2 separate regions of the Homo sapiens genome follow, and region 1 is linked to region 2. A link is a loop called in an ENCODE intact Hi-C map of the cell type or tissue named here. Cell type or tissue: psoas muscle. All regions are shown on one strand.

Region 1 (8,000 bases), 240 kb before region 2:
CATGTTTTAAAAGATACTGAATAAGGCCGGGGGCAGTGGCTCACTCCTGAGGCCGAGGCGGGCAGATCACGAGGTCAAGAGATCAAGACCATCCTGAGCAACATGGTGAAACCCCATCTCTACTAAAAATACAAAAATTAGCTGGTCGTGGTGGCGCAGTAGTCCCAGCTACTCGGGAGGCTGAGGCAGGAGAATCGCTTGAACCCAGGAGGCAGAGGTTGCAGTGAGCCCAGATCACGCCACTGCACTCCAGCCTGGCAACAGATGGAGACTCCGTCTCAAAAAAAAAAAAAAAAAAAAAAAAAACTGAATAAGAGATGATATAAGAGATGATTCTTGTGCTTGCTCCGCATTTTAGTTTGTTTATTTCATTACTCAAACATGACTCAAGTTTCACAGCAAAAAGTCCAGTCATATCCACCTACATTAAGTTGCATTGGATGTTTTTTCAGTATGTCTGCATGGTTTTTAAAATATGCTGGCAGCTGAAGGTAAAACAAAGCCAAGAAGTAGAATTACAGCAAGCCGAAAAGCTTAGGGGAATTGGAGCTTTGTGTTTGAAGAAGAAAGACATGTGCCCTATTTGTATGAAACCAATCTTGAGAATGATGGTTTTATCAGCAATGGGAATAAGGATTTATCTATTATAATAAAGATTCGGCTACTGAGTGTCAATCTAATACATGTATTAAGTGGGTCAATGAGGTGGGGACTCCAGTCTGTGGCTAAGAAGCAGAGCAGAGTTGCCTGTGAACACCAGAGTGCCCAATACACAAGGATTGAAGTGCAGCAAGTCAGTAATGAGGCCGATTGAGTTAAACCAAGATCTGACCTCTCCATTTTAGGAAGAAGAGGAAAAAACAATTCTGAATTAATGTTTGCATGGACTTAACTTTTTAAATGTCTTTTAAAGTAGTTACTCTCTCGTTCTCTAGCAGATGAGTTTGTTTCATGCTTTTAACTTTTTAAACGTCTTTTAAAATAGTTACTCTGTCTTGTTCTCTAGCAGATGAGTTTGTCTCATGCTTTTCACTTTTTAAATGTCTTTTAAAATAGTTACTCTCTCTCATTCTGTAGCAGATGAGTTTGTGTCATGCTTTTGTGTCTCTTACCCATTAGCTGACTTTGGGTGTGATAAGTGACTAAGACTCCTCAAACTTTGAACAAGGAATATACCATTTATTTATGCTGTATGCATGAAGGGAAAAGAGACGAATATCAAGTTTTTCTGGCCAACCAAGAAATAAAACTTTAAAAGTGTTTATTTTTTCAGGAAAAAAAATCACAGATACTACTTAAATATTATTACCAGGACAACAAATTAGCAAATAAGGCAAGTTAGAAAGCAGCATTTTCAAGGTTAAAGGTTGCACTTTAAAGCTTTAACCATGACTTCTGAAGGGATCACACAAACATCTTTAAAGACTTCTTTGTTAATCAGAAAACAGTTTACATGCAAATTTCCACACTGGAGAGCCGACCGAGATCAATACTTTCATGATTATTCCCAATTTACTGCTTTATCAGAAAGAACTTTACTACGAAGCAAGAAGTGTCTACTCTTCTGTGAAGGAGTAAGTTTTCTCCTTGTTTCTGAAATTCTTTATTCTAGCTGAATTCTCAAGACTGAGCAGTGAACTTCCATTGGTTAGCACCAAATAGAGCAAGCCTGAGTAAGCTGCTTATAAAAAGGGGAAAAAAACGACAGAAGAAAACTTTTAATAAATGGAATATGAGGCACATAATACTCTGCTTCTACAAATTTTCTTTTTGTTGCCTCTTTGGCAACACTTAAGATACTAAATTTAGGTCTGCATAAAATCCATTATCCTTTGCTCTTCAGATTTCCTCCCCAGTCCATTTCTAAATGCATCCTGTGCCCTTCTCATTTACTATGCAGGTAAGAGAGTTTATGAGAAGTCATTAAAGCCCATGTTCTTAGGTAACATTGTTTAAGCATTAAACACTACATGTAAATTGTCATTCTCAATATTATTACAATACTGTCTTTCTTAAAGTTGCACATTTTACCTAGAAATCCGTGGCATCATACTCTGAAAAGATCATCTTCGATATAATGCAGAGGACACGTAAAAACACTGGGTTCCCAAGAGAAAGTTCCATCTCTGTCATACATAGCATAATTATCTTAGGCTCTCCATATTTTTCTAATGATAAGTGAACGTAAGAGGTTAGGCTCGTGCCATACCTTAAACATTGAAGGAGGCTTTTTGTAACTCCTTTCTCTTCGGCTGTCACACACATCAACCCAGATGAAAGGCACTGCTAGTGTTTCTGCCTCGGTGGCTAGTAGCGTGGGAGAGCAGATACACTTTTTAAAAATAGCCAAATCTTGCACATTGATAAGAAAGATGGAGAAAGGTTGGAGTTTTTCGCTCAGTTTTGTGTTCCCATAGATAAGAACATAGCAGAAGTTATTAGGTTTGGCCTGTCATTTTCAAGGAAGGTCAGTATCTGATACTGAGTCATCTTTATCTTCTGGTTGAGTCCCTATGACAAGACCAGAACGTTCTAGTAGAATAGAGCAGCAGCTTTCTGGCATTAAGGTACTTGCTCATTGACATGCCCTATTGCTCTCGGGGGAGGAAGGATGTGTAATCCTCCTCAGCCTCTGCAATGTGATTTCAAGTGAGGAATTGCTTTCCATCAATAAAGCGGTCAAGTCAGTTTTTGACAAGTTTATTAGTACAGTAAGACTGTGGTATCAGGACCCAGTTCAGAGGTGAACAAAGCCAAACCATATTGTTTGAGGGCAAAGGCAGGTTTTTAGGGGAGAGACAAAATAAATATCCAAGTAGAAACAAAGCTAGACTTGAGACCTTGGAGATAGGTTGACAGCTGTCTATTTGGAGGTTCTTGTGTCTCATCCCTTTTTGCAGGATGGAACTCAGAGCTTTGGATGACGACTGGCTAATTCTAGAACACTGCACTGAATGTTACTCATTAGCAGGCTGTGGTTAGAGCAGAGTGCCTTTCCAAGTAGTCTCAGGATGCCAGCGGGACCTGCCTGTGCAGTGACCATCTTGAGTCTGAAATTTAAGTGGAAAGCAGCAAATTAGCCATTCCTGTGTTTAGAGGAAAACTGAGTTTAGTTAGAAGGTGTGAAGTCGTTGGGGCCAGCATGTTCCTACTGAAGAAACTGGGAATCCTCGGCAGGTTAGTAGCAAGCAGAACTTTAGAGTCCCTTGAAGGAAGGTTGAAGTGATGTTTGGACTGCTGAACTGCAGAGTGAACCTGGGAATGAGATGCACTGACACCCTCATCAGTGCTTTCCATCAGTGTGCAAGACTTAGCTATTTCTCAAAAGAACACAGCTTCCTCTCACATGGAATGTCCTACCATTGGGGATGTAACCAGAAGCCTCTGAAGCCTACTCAGTTTTTTAGGTGAAGATCCCAGATTTTTGTTTGTCACAACTCTCATGGTTACATTTATAGGTAGGGAATCCAGCCACTTCAGTCCAGTTTCTGAAAATTCCTGGCTAGGTTATTTTTCAGAGTTCCATTTGGACATTTTACCACCTCTTCTGATTGTGGACAAGACAGTGAAGGCATTGATGAATGTGTAGGGCTTTACAGCTTTATTTACAATCCAATCTGGAAATGATGGACTCCTGTTACAAATAGACACACTTAATGTACCAAATCTGGAAATAAAATATTTCAGAAGTCTTTTTGACAGTCATTGTGTTAGCCTTTGCATGCATCTTCTATACCCAGTGAAATTACTAAAGCATTCACATGAAAACCCATTTTTTCTCATTTGAATAAAACTAATGTGAATATGCTTATAAATGCCTGCCTCCCACCCTACAGCCCCATCCGTAGATAAGCTGCTCTCGTTGTCTTTATGGCTACTTCCCACAACATGAATGGACGGGTCAAACAACTCACACAGTGCTGATGAGCTACACTGGTAAATTTGGAGCATGCCACCCACATATGATTTTCCCTGGCATCCCTTCTTGTTGGTGTGTACCAGGCCATGGGACACTGGAGCAAGATGAAGGCACTTTGGAGCTACCAAGAGGCTCTCTGAAACCCTGACAGTCTTTAGAGTCCCTTCTACGATGTGGGGCCTGATCTAGGACAGGGACAGTGTGGGAAAGAGCCACCATAAGGGACTGTTCAGTCTGAGAAAGATGACTGACCATAGATAACCTTGACCGTGTTATTCACCAAAGGAAGTATATTTCCAAAACAGCCCAACATGGGTTACATGAGGGCCGTGAGAAATGTAAGCTCCTCCAAGAGCGTGCAGCCCTCACTGTTTTCACAATTGTCCATAGTCAAGACAGGAAAAAGTGAGAAAGAAAAGCAGGACTTCATACTCCAGTGAGAGCGATAAACTTTGACTTCTGGACAGAATATACAGAGGTCAAGATGAATCAAGATTCCTCTTTATTGAGAAGAGATTGCATCCCAAAGATCAATTTGCTTTTCTGTGAGTGGTTAGTCTTGTCTCCTCAGTTATACACAAGTGTTTATTGATAGACCTCACTATATCTCGATGCACACGTACAAGCACACACGTCATTCCAAACAGTATATTTAACTGGCAATATATTTAGCGATTTAAAATTGTAGTTTTCAAATGTTATCAAACATATCAGGTGTCCTAATACGTCAATTGATTTTACCATCATAATTTGAGCTTTAAGAACAAGTATTTAAAAAAAAGACCCAGTATTCAAAAAAAGACCCAGCAGCTCATCCGTGGGGATTGTCAGGTGACGAGATGTTTTTTCCATTTGAATTTTAATTTCTTTATCAGTTTTTAGGTAAATATAAATTATTAACTAATTGCCTCACTATTCTGCTGGTACAAAGGGAATTAGGAACTTTAGAAAACAAAATTTACATTAAAAAATAATGCAATTGTTATTTAAAATTGGCAGAAATGTGATATCTTGAAACATTATTCAGCTAATGGAAGTAGAGTGACTCTTGGTTGTCATAATATTGTCTGGAATTTTTAAAAAGCAATTTATAAAGATACTAGTTTCTTAAATTACAGCTCCCTGTAATTTGTATACTCAGGTTTAGATTCACCTACTCTGAAATCATGGTGGTAGGTAGTCATTGAGCTGTTCTGTAAGGCAAGTGTCAAGAATTTAGGAAGTTCCATTTAATTTAGCCTTTGTGAAAAAATTCTACTTTTTGTATGAATTGTGTGCCCCACCCCCACTCCCAAATATTAGCTCCACAAAGGCAGAATTTTTATCTCTTCTATTTGTTGGTGTGTTCTGAGTGTCCTCCACAGTGTCTGGCTCAAAGCTGCTTAAAGATGCTTCCTTTATGGAAAGAATGAACTGTAATAATTTATATCACCCCCCCATATAGAAGACATAACCTTCTCTTATACCCCCAAATTCACAAAAATAGATATGAAAGGATTTTCTTTAAAAGTACTAAGAACTTGAATAATTTATGTAGTCTTCTGTGTTATATTGGAATAGCCTCCTTGTTGTTAATACAGACACTTTTTTTAAAAAAAAGATAAATAACTTTTCAGTTTGTACCTGTTACGTTTAAACTTTATTTTTAAACTGCTTTTATAACCTGAGCAATTGTTTTTATTTTGGGAGAGACCTTTTCCAAGTAGAAAACCATTTTAAGATTTACCAGCGCAGCACTAATTACTTCAATTTCTGTAGTATATTTCTGCAAATTACAAAGTTCAAATTATGGCTCTTGTAAACAGGGTTTCCTGGTGACCATGGAACCTGTACTTTCATTTCTCCCGCCTGGAAAGCTTTCTTAAAGTGCTAGTATATATAAAATATTAGGAGTTTTGACATGATTTCATAAATTTATTGGGAGTCTAAAATTCTTGTAAAGTTTACGTATTTAGTGAAGTCCTTAAAAACAAAGCTCTTTGCATTGAAGAAATATTAAAGCCTTTAAACATCAAAGTTTCCTGGAGATTTCCTGCCTGCATTAGATAGAGTACTCCTGTGGAAACTGCACACCTAGCTCAGCTGCAATGTGTCCACTTAATTTCTGTGGAAATACGCAGCTTTATAACCATAACACTGGAGTCCCTATTGCATTCCAGATTTATCTTGCACTCACCCTCTTCACTTCTCAGGTCACTTTAGCGTTCATAGAAGAAAAGCAAAATCTCACATTATCAAGAAACAGGAAGAAAATTACTACATTCTTAGGCAATTTGGAGTTTATTTGCAATCCTTTTTCTTCCAAGCAAAAGAAAGCAAGGAAATGCTGATCCAGTGTTCCAGTCATTTTAGCTAAACAGGTTAAGTAGTCCCTTTCTGCACTCCTGCCTCGCTGAGCGTGTAAGATACAAGGAAGAAACTCACTCAGATAGGCTCCTATTGTCCCCTCACCTGCTGGTTGCCTTTTTCTCCAGAGTTAGCAGCTGTCTGGTACGGGAGGGATGCTGCATGTGGTGAGAGTTTGCCCTCCCAAAAGTGCCATACGCTGCGTTTACTAGCCATCCCAGAAACCCAGAGAGAGCAGGATAAACCTCAAGTCCAAAGAGGAGAAAAGGCCTGCCTTAAATTAGATTGACCCTAACCCTGGGGGTTTCTCAGCCAAAACTCTCTTGACCTTTGGGGCCAGATTGCCCTTGTTGTGGGGCTGTCCTGTGCGTTATGGTCTGTTTAGCAGCACCCCTGGCCCTGCCCACTAGATGCTGGTGGCACCCACCCACACGCTCATGACAGCCCAAAGCATCTCCAGACATCGCCAGATGCCCCCTGGGGGCACAGCTGTCCCAGCTGAGAACCACTGCTCCAACTTGATCAAACTCAAGATTCATCAGGAGAATGAGAACCCCGTGTTCTTTCATTAATTCCGACTGCTTACAGTTTGCCTCATATCAGAAAACTTACACGCTAATTCCATCTGTTCTTTAGATTTTTTAAAAAAAAACCTATATCTTGCATCAGCCATAAAACAATGACTGTAGATTCTCTGAGGGAAAAAAAAAACACCGTGTAGATGGTGTTCTCAGCAGGTGAGAGTCAGACTGCAGAAGCAGGCCAGCTCCTCTGTAAGACCCACATGAAGATTACTGTTGCCACTGCCAGATTATGTTATGTCTCACACAGAGTCGCCACCTTCCTCTCTCTACTCCCCATCCTGTTCCGCCTTCTGAATCGCAGCATCAATTGTTGACTTAAGCAGGCAAAAACTCAAACTACATTTGAATAAAGAATTTGTCAGTATCTGCATTTGTTTTAGTCTTCTGTATCAAGAGAGGAACCCCAAGCCCCTTATCCAGCTAACCAGAACACCTTAAAAGTGTTTGTCTTCAAAAAAGATATCACATGAAATTGTATTATTAATAAATTAGTAAATAAGGCAACCAATTTAAAAAGCAAACATTTAGAAGTTCAAAGCTGTATTTTAAAGGATTCAGCAACAATCTATAAAGCCCAGGTGTCTTAAAATACTTGTTTGGTAATAAAAACACAATTGTACATTTTTACATGTTTCCACACAGAATAGCAGAGTAAGCTTGTAGCTCTTTAAGAGAACTAGCTTTTTAACCCAGAATAGTATCTGTTTTTCTGCAGCTTTAGGAGAGAGGAAGCATTTTCTCTTATTCTGATTTTTTTTTTCCACAAGCAGCAGCATCAAGAATAAGCACTGGAATTATATTAGCATCTGGCACGAAAGAGTAGACCTGAGAAGCTTACAGCTTAAAATACGGGGAAAGAAAAGGGCAAAAGAGAATGTTTAGCAAATGGAATATTGGCCAAACGGTGTTCAGGCTGTGCGGGATATGCACTTTTATATTTTAGAGGGCTGCAGCATTTCGTCTTCTTTTAGGGACAGTATATTATCTAGTTGAGAGCATAGGCTTTGGAGTCAGACTGGTTTGGGATGACCCCACCTCTGCCACTTACTAGGTGTGACTTTAAGGAAGTCATTTAACCCTCCAAGCTTATTTGCCAACGTGTGAACTGAGGATAAGAATATCTGCTCCTTAGAGTGTTGATCAAGTACGTA
Region 2 (8,000 bases):
TTGAGACCAGCCTGGGCAACACAGCAAGACCCCATCTCCTTAAGAAAAAAAGAAAGTTTAAAAAAAGAGAGAGACATGACAACTAAATCCAACACGCAATGCTAAATTACATTCTTTGCTTTGACCATACTAGGACAACTGGTGAAACCTGAATGAGATTCAAGGCTCAGGACATAGTAATGTATCTACATTCATTTCCTGACTGATGGTCATGTGATGGCAATATAAGACAATGTCCCTGATTTCAGGAACTATACACACTACACGTGGTTGAAGAGATAAGGCATCAGGTTAACAACTTATTATCAAATGGTTCAGGAGAAAAACATTCTTTCTACCATATCTCCAACTCTGCTGTTAGTCCGTCATTGCTAAAAGGTGATGGTGACATTTACTCACTGTTTCAGGGTCTTCAAGGGATTCATCCAGTTCTGCATAGGACACGATGGTGTACCCTTTGCAGACTCTCCACAACATTTTTTCAAATGCTTCCACTTTTCCTTGGTTAATTAGGCCAGACACAAATCTGTGAGACAGTAAAGTCAACCTGTAGTCAACTGAAAGCAATAAATGTTATCAAACTACATTAAGAATGATGAAGACTTCATTTCTACCAAGTGGTGAAGACATCCTGAGAGCCCTCCAACTGCAAAACATCTCAGGTGCTGGTCAGAATATTTTTGAAACTTCTTTTTAAAGGTAGAGATGAGCTTGTAATAAAGAGAAATTCTTGGCTGGGCACAGTGGCTCATGCCTGTAATCCCAGCACTTTGGGAGGCCGAGGCGGGTGGATCACAAGGTCAGGAGTTCAAAACCAGCCTGTCCAAGATGCTGAAACCCTGTCTCTACTAAAAATACAAAAATTAGCCAGGCGTGGTGGCAGGCACCCATAATCCCAGCTACTCGGGAGGCTGAGGCAGGAGAATCGCTTGAACCTGGGAGGCGGAGGTTGCTAGAGGGCCACTGCACTCTAGCCTGGGCGACAGAACAAGACTCTGCCTCAAAAAAAAAAAAAAGAGAGAAATTCTTGGAATCCAAAGGGAAAACAGGACCTCACAGCTGTCCTGATTATTACACTGAACCCCGTATCTTAAGAACTTGAGTTTAAGGCCAGCATGGGATGCAGGAGCCAGGCACTGGGTCTAGATAAGGTGAGCAGATACAACTGACTCACCTCTCCAGCTGGGACTGCTCCATGCACAAAGAGCTACACCCTCAGTGAAGGGATGGACCAGAAAAAAAATCTACCTTGCAAAGGAGCCTGGAGCCTGCATGTAAACTTGTTTATTTCTATTTTGGTTCTAGATGGAGGGAGAAGTCTTCCCTAAGAATTTATAACCACAGGTTAAAATTCACTCAGGTTTGAGGCTTAAATTCACATTCCTGGCACAGTCAAAAAACAAATCAACAAAAAAATCTCAATGCTGAGAAAAATATAAATGATTCCAGGTTGACAGAGCACTCCCAGGTACCTGACAAATGTCAAAACAAATTCTCTCTGGAGGAAAACATCCTCAAACTAAATATCACTGAATTCCTTCAGATCAGGAACTGTGAAATATGAGTTCATAATAATTTTAAAAATCACAAATCGCACGAGGAAACAAATTACCACTAGTTTCAGTAGGCAGCAAGAATAAACAGCAGCAGGAGATCTTTAAAATATGATTAATAAAAAAACTAACCAACTCGGTTTAGCCACCAAGTTTCTACTAGACAGGATTTGATGCCTGAATGACCAATTGTTTTAGGCTTATAGAAGTAACACTGAATCACGTAAATGTTGTTTCTTTCTAGCTCATTATACCAAAAGAAATTTCCATTGTGTTGAGTAAAAAAGTCAATACAGCTGAGTAATTCAGCTCAACAAGTACAGGAATACAGTGTTTCTTAAACAAATATTCACTATGTTTCATTCAACCCTAGGCTTTAAAATGGTCTCCATTCATCCCTTCTATGGAGCTCATCTGCCTTTTACAAGAAGGGCAGTATGAAGCCTGACACCCCAGGCCTTGTCACCTACCCCAGTTTTGCTCCCAGCCTCTGCATACAGCTGTAATCCAACAAAGAATCACTCTCTAAGGAAGGGAATTCTTCATAAGTGGGTTCAAACTAGAAATAAACATATGAAACCAAGTGTGTCTCATTAAAAGTGACACTTTATTTCTCATGTCAAATTTTCAAACAAGTTTATAGGGCATCCTAACTAACTACTTAGATCTGGGTGCAAAGACTTCTGAGGTAACTTAGATTTATAACTCAATCCTCATAAATGAAAAGATAACTTCCCCATCCTTTATTTGTAAGCCAATTGAAGACATTTACATAAAAGACAGTTATAATTTAGTTCATTGCCTTCATCCAAGATAGAGTAACTTTATCAAAGGTCACTATCATATCAAGTGAAACTAAGTTTGGAACAGATGCACTTGTCTCTTCTATACTTAGCTCCATAAGGTGCTACTACATGGACTATTCTTTATTCTTATAATTTTTTTTCTTTTTTTTTTTTTTTAGATACAGGGTACAGGGTCTCACTCTGTCGCCCAGGCTGGAGTGCAGTGGCGCAATCATAGCTCACTGCAGCCTCAAACTTCTGGGCTCAAATGATCCTCTCACCTCAGCCTCCTTGGTAGCTGGGACTACAAGTATGCACCACCACGCTCAGCTAATTTTTTATTTTTTGTATAGACAAGGTCTCATATTAATTCTCACTATGTTCAGGCTGGTCTTGAACTCCTGGGCTCAAGCCATCCTCCAGCTTTGGCCTCCCAAAGTGCTGGGATTACAGGTGTAAGCCACTGTGTCTGACCTAGTCTTAGAAATTATAGATTATTCTTTTACTTCCTTTACTTAGCAATTTGGAAAAAGTAAATTTTAGAGTTCAACATCCTTCATTCAATTTTTTTCTCATGCTCATAAAAATTTTTTTCAACCACAAACTAAACCATCTTATAAATATTTAGTATTGTAATTGCTGAAAACAACCAACACAGGAAATGGCTCTTAAAACTTTATTTAAAGTCATATAATCCAACTGAAAAATAAAACCAAGGTTTAAATTTAATCTCTTAAATCTGGGCGCGGTAGCTCACTCCTGTAATCCCAGCACTTTGGAAGGCCGAGGAAGGTGGATCAACTGGGTCTGGAGTTTGATACCAGCCTGGCCAACATGGTGAAACCCCATCTCTACTAAAAATACAAAAAATTACAGGCGTGGTGGCGGGCGCCTGTAATCCCAGCTATTCGAGAGGCTGAGGCAGGACAATCTCTTGAACCCGGAAGGCGGAGGGTGCAGTGAGCCGAGATTGTGCCACTGCACTCTAGCCTGGGCAACAAGAGCAAAATTCCGTCTCAAAAACAAAATATAAAATTAAATAAATAAATAAATTTAATCTCTTAAAAGAAGCAACATATCTATATGAACTAATAGCAAAATACACAGCCTATGGGAATGAGATTTTTATAAAAAGCTGTTTATAAAAACAGCTGTATTTCCTCACGAGCTGTTCAGTACCTCAACATTGCGTTTCACAAAGGTCTTTGTCACTCTCAGCATGTGAGTGTACTCTATCAGTTCCAGCAAGTTTTTCCTCAGTTTCTCCTTGTTCTTAGTGACTTCTCTCAGTTCAACCTCGAGCTTCTGCAACTGCTCCTAAAACAAAACAATGGTTACTTAAGAGGGTAGTAATTAGTTCCAAGTGTAATTCCAATAATCTTCATGCAGTATACCAAAAACAGTGGGTTTTTTTGTTTTGTTTTTTTCTTTTTTTTTTTTTTGAGATGGAGTCTCCCTCTGTCGCCCAGGCTGGAGTGCAGTGGCATGATCTCGGCTCACTGCAACCTCCACCTCCTGGGTTCAAGCGATTCTCTTGCCTCAGCCTCCCCGAGTAGCTGGGACTACAGGTGCGCATCACCACGCCCAGCTAATTTTTTTTTGTATTGTTAGTAGAGACGAGGTTTCACCATGTTGGCCAGGCTGGTCTTGAACTCTTGACCTCAGGTAATCCACCCGCCTCGGCCTCCCTGTCTCTACTAAGAATACAAAAAAATTAGCTGGGCATGGTGGCATGTGCCTGTAATCCCAGCTACTCAGGAGGCTGAGGCAGAAGAATCACGTGAACCCAGGAGATGGAGGTTGCAGTGAGCCAAGATCGTGTCACTGCACTCCAGCTTGGGTGACAGAGCAAGACTCCTTCTCAAAGTAAATAAATAAATAGGCTCATTTATTGTTTCATATTAATTCAGGTAATTTCTGTGAAGTTCACACCACATATTAGCTAAAACATTCCGAAGGCTGTGATGAGCGTGAGACCCCCAAGACTGGCCCTCGTCTCTAACCACAGGTGCTGTCATTTCTCGGATTTCCTTTGTCTGCTTATTCATATCACACATCAAAGACTCTTCCTCTTTAAGTCTACATTTCCTTTTTTTGCAACACAGAATATATTTAGATAATCTTTTCTAACTTATTTTCCTAGTCTCTAGCATATGAGTTACTATGCACTCACATTTACACAATTAATTGAGGATAAAAATTCATGACAATTGGCCAGGCGTGGTGGCTCACGCCTGTAATCCCAGCACTTTGGGAAGCCAAGGTGGGTGGATCACGAGGTCAGGAGTTCGAGACCAGCCTGGCCAAGATGGTAAAACCCCATCTCTACTAAAAATACAAAAATTAGCCAGGCATGGTGGCACGTGCCTATAATCCCAGCTACTTGGGAGGCTGAGGCAGGAGAATTGCTTGAACCCGGGAGGCACAGGCTGCAGTGAGCCGAGATCGCACCACTACATGCACTCTAGCCTGGGCGACAGAGCAAGACTCTGTCTCAAAAAAAAAAAAAAATTCATGAGAATCTTTAATAATTAGTTACATACTAAACATCCTTAAAAATACTTAAGTATTAAAATAACAGAAGCAAAAATCCGTAAGGCAAATCATTGAGTCAATGAAAACTTGTATTCAAACAAATCACTTAATATACTATATTCATTACTTCTGCTTTGCCTTACAAGCACTGTACACAGTCATCACTATGTTTGTAATTACATCACAAGCGACCCATCGAACAGGCCAATCCAGATGACTGCTGTTACTCATCTGGTTGGAGAGTTCTCTCTGGAGTCTCCTGCACCAAGTAATGAAAGACTTCCTCCCGAATAAACAAACAGAGGAGCCCGCAACTGAATGGCTTCAGTTACACAACGATAATTGTTTTAGAAGAGTTATCAAGAGCTCCAGCCTACTTCACAGGGTGAGGAACGAATTCACCGAGGATGCTAATAAGCAGCACAGGTGAGTGTTCTCACCGGGGACACATGTATCCCCAGCACACCAGCCAGGGAACTCAGGGTGACAGAACGCTGCTTGCTGCCCACCCGAGACAACCCATGGACTGCATACCAGCTTCCAAAATTTAGAGGGGAAGGGCCAGGGTAAATGTGGGAGGACTGTGAAGGCACAACACCGAAGCCTCAATTCCTTGCACAAGAAGAGGCAGCTAAGGCATGGGTGACCCTGGGATGAGCTTTCTGAAACAGTACAGGATCATGAACTGTTCTGATCCATCAATCAGGCTTGATGGCCTGATTCTTGTTGCCTCTGTTCACCACCACCTGGAAAGGAAGCATATGCCTTACACTGTAAAAGAAAACTGAATTACTGTTAAAATTTAACACAGATAATCTATTACTGAGGGTTAATCATAATAGCGGTCTTTAATCTCTCTGCCTAGAGAGATCACCATCTTCCATAGTTTTGAGAAGAAAGGCAGAAAAGCATTAGACAACATGAAATAAGTAAGTAAGCAGCCCCCAAGATCAATGGCTGCAACCAGCTTCGTCAGAAGCAAGTTACCTGCATTTCTAGAACCTGTTTCAGGGGTGGCGCAGGAGGGCTGGCCTCTCCTTCAGGAAGGGGAATATCAGCTCTATTAATTTCCTGTACCAAATACACTGTGAAAATAAAAGTTAAACAATTAGATACTAAAATGTACTATAATACATTTCAGTCAGAAACATTTTAAAGCCCAATGTTTCCCAAGCCATCTAAAAATCAATGTCTAAATGCACAAAAATCTTGCTTGTCCCAACTGACTTACTGGTCACTTTTTGCAACCTTGTTTCCAAAAATAATGCTGCCTAGAGAGATCTGCATGCAGTGACAAAATAAACAACAACCTCTTCTATTTCTTAGTGACTTAAAAAATAAATAAATAGAATGAACAACAACCTGGATAAACCTTTTCTGAAATTCCACCCATTTTTTTCATTTCTAATATTCTAGTGAAAGAACTTTTGAGTCGCAGCCATCTACAGGGGCAGAATGAAGCAGAGGTTAGGGGCGCACTTGGAAGTGCAGGAATTACCCAAGTGATAGACCTACAATAGCCCCTATGGGAGCTGGCAACATGATTTCTCGCAGATGCCCTCAGAAAGAAAAGGGCATCCATCAGTCCAACAAGAAAATCACAACCACTACCAGGAAACCCACCCAGCACCAAGAGCCAGGCTCTCTTGCAGCTCCCAGTCAGCCCTGAGGCTGTGGCTGAGGACAACCTGCACTGTTTCACCACTGAAGTTAAAAACTAGATTCAGAAGCCTGGCTGGGTCTTGCAATTGCTGCCCTCGGCAGCCTGGGGGGCAAGTGTCAGGGCAGCCCTAGAAATGGGCAAGTTCATGAAACCTGGGAAAATGGTGCCAGTCGTGGCCGGACACTACTCTGGACACAAAGCCAATCCTCATGAAGAAAACTGATGATGGCACCTCAGACCACACCTGCAGCCACCCTCTGGTGGCTAAAAAAGACCATTATTCCCACAGTGACAGCTGCCATGGGCAAGAAGATTGCCAAGAGGTCAAAGGTCAAGTCTTTTGTGAAGGTTTATAACTATAATGACCTCATGCCCACAGAGTACCCTGTGACCATCCCCTTAGACAAAACCACCAGGTTTTCAGAGACCCTGCTCTTAAATGCAAGGCCCAGTGGGAGGCCAAGATCAAGTTCAAAGAGTGGAACAAGACTGGCAAGAACAAGTGGTTCTTCCAGAAGCTGTGGTTTTAGATGTTTTTTGTTTCAGTCATTAAAACAAAACAAAACAAAACAAAACAAAACACCTAGATTCATGAAACTAATAGTACACCAGCCAAAACTAACTACTTTATTTGGTTTATGTTTTCGATTCCATGAAGCATCCCTTTCCTTAGGCTAAAAGTCACAATATCTGTTAGTCATTATCAGGCCTAATATTTAGAAGTGTTACTAACTGGTTTACAGAGGGAGAGAGGCAGGTAAAGAAGTAAGGAGGAAAAACAAAAAGAAAAAGAAAAGAAACTGTCTTACCAAGATAGCAAAGGAAGCACTGGGTCTAAGAGGTTTCTAGAAATGAACGCAAATTGTTTTAACCAATTTATACTTCAATTTATTCTTTTTTTTTTTAAGAGACAGGGGTCTCACTATGTTGCCCACGCTAGCCTTGAACTCCTGGGCTCAAGAAAGCCTCCTGCCTCTACCTTCAGAGTAACTGAGACTATAGGTATGTGCACCACCATGCCTGGCGTACACCTAAATTTCCTTGAGAGGTCCTTTTTCACTGTTTTAAGTCTGCATTCTTATGGGGTCATACCCTGCTGCCCAGGCTGGAGTACAGTGGTGTGTCATCCTGGCCCACAATAACCTCAAACTCCTGGGCTCAAGCAATTCTCCCACCTCAGCCTCCTGAGTAGCTAAGACTACAGGCACATGTCACCATGCCTGGCTAATTTTATTTTTTGTGGAGACAGGGTCTCAGTATGTTGCCCAGACTGCTCTCAAACTCCTGGACTCAAGTGATCCTCCCACCTTGGCCTCCCAAAGTGCTGGAATTATAGGCGTGAGCCATCGTGCCCAGCCCTGCATTCTTTTGAAACAGTTTAAGCTACAGGAAGTCCTGGATATACCTAATGTGTTATCACATTTGCCCTGCCTTTAAAAACCTTATTCTGAATACACCATCTAT

The links. A loop is a pair of places that touch in the nucleus more often than their neighbours do. Peaks named below come from ENCODE experiments on the same cell type or tissue, not always from the same donor. Only the 100,000 strongest peaks of a DNase experiment are listed, where the experiment ranks them.
Region 1: it touches region 2 in a loop (2.2-fold over the local background); 16 of 110 quality-filtered maps call a loop at or near these places.

The regions. Positions count from the first base shown.
Region 1 is chr12:123,961,768-123,969,767 of GRCh38, reverse strand. The region is part of intron 1 of CCDC92 (coiled-coil domain containing 92); the gene reads left to right. Among named protein-coding and RNA genes, the nearest start is that of CCDC92, 7.1 kb to the left of the region's middle. RefSeq lists an enhancer at 484-985. In psoas muscle, no CTCF peak of the experiment used is centred here; no DNase peak of the experiment used is centred here.
Region 2 is chr12:123,720,309-123,728,308 of GRCh38, reverse strand. ATP6V0A2 (ATPase H+ transporting V0 subunit a2) reads right to left here. Exons shown (of 20, transcript NM_012463.4): 3 at 5,861-5,958; 4 at 3,518-3,655; 5 at 2,024-2,112; 6 at 400-526. LOC105370042 (a long non-coding RNA gene) reads left to right here and starts at 5,219. Exons shown (of 3, transcript XR_945477.4): 1 at 5,219-5,299. It also overlaps the pseudogene RPL27P12. RefSeq lists a silencer at 6,492-6,672. In psoas muscle, no CTCF peak of the experiment used is centred here; no DNase peak of the experiment used is centred here.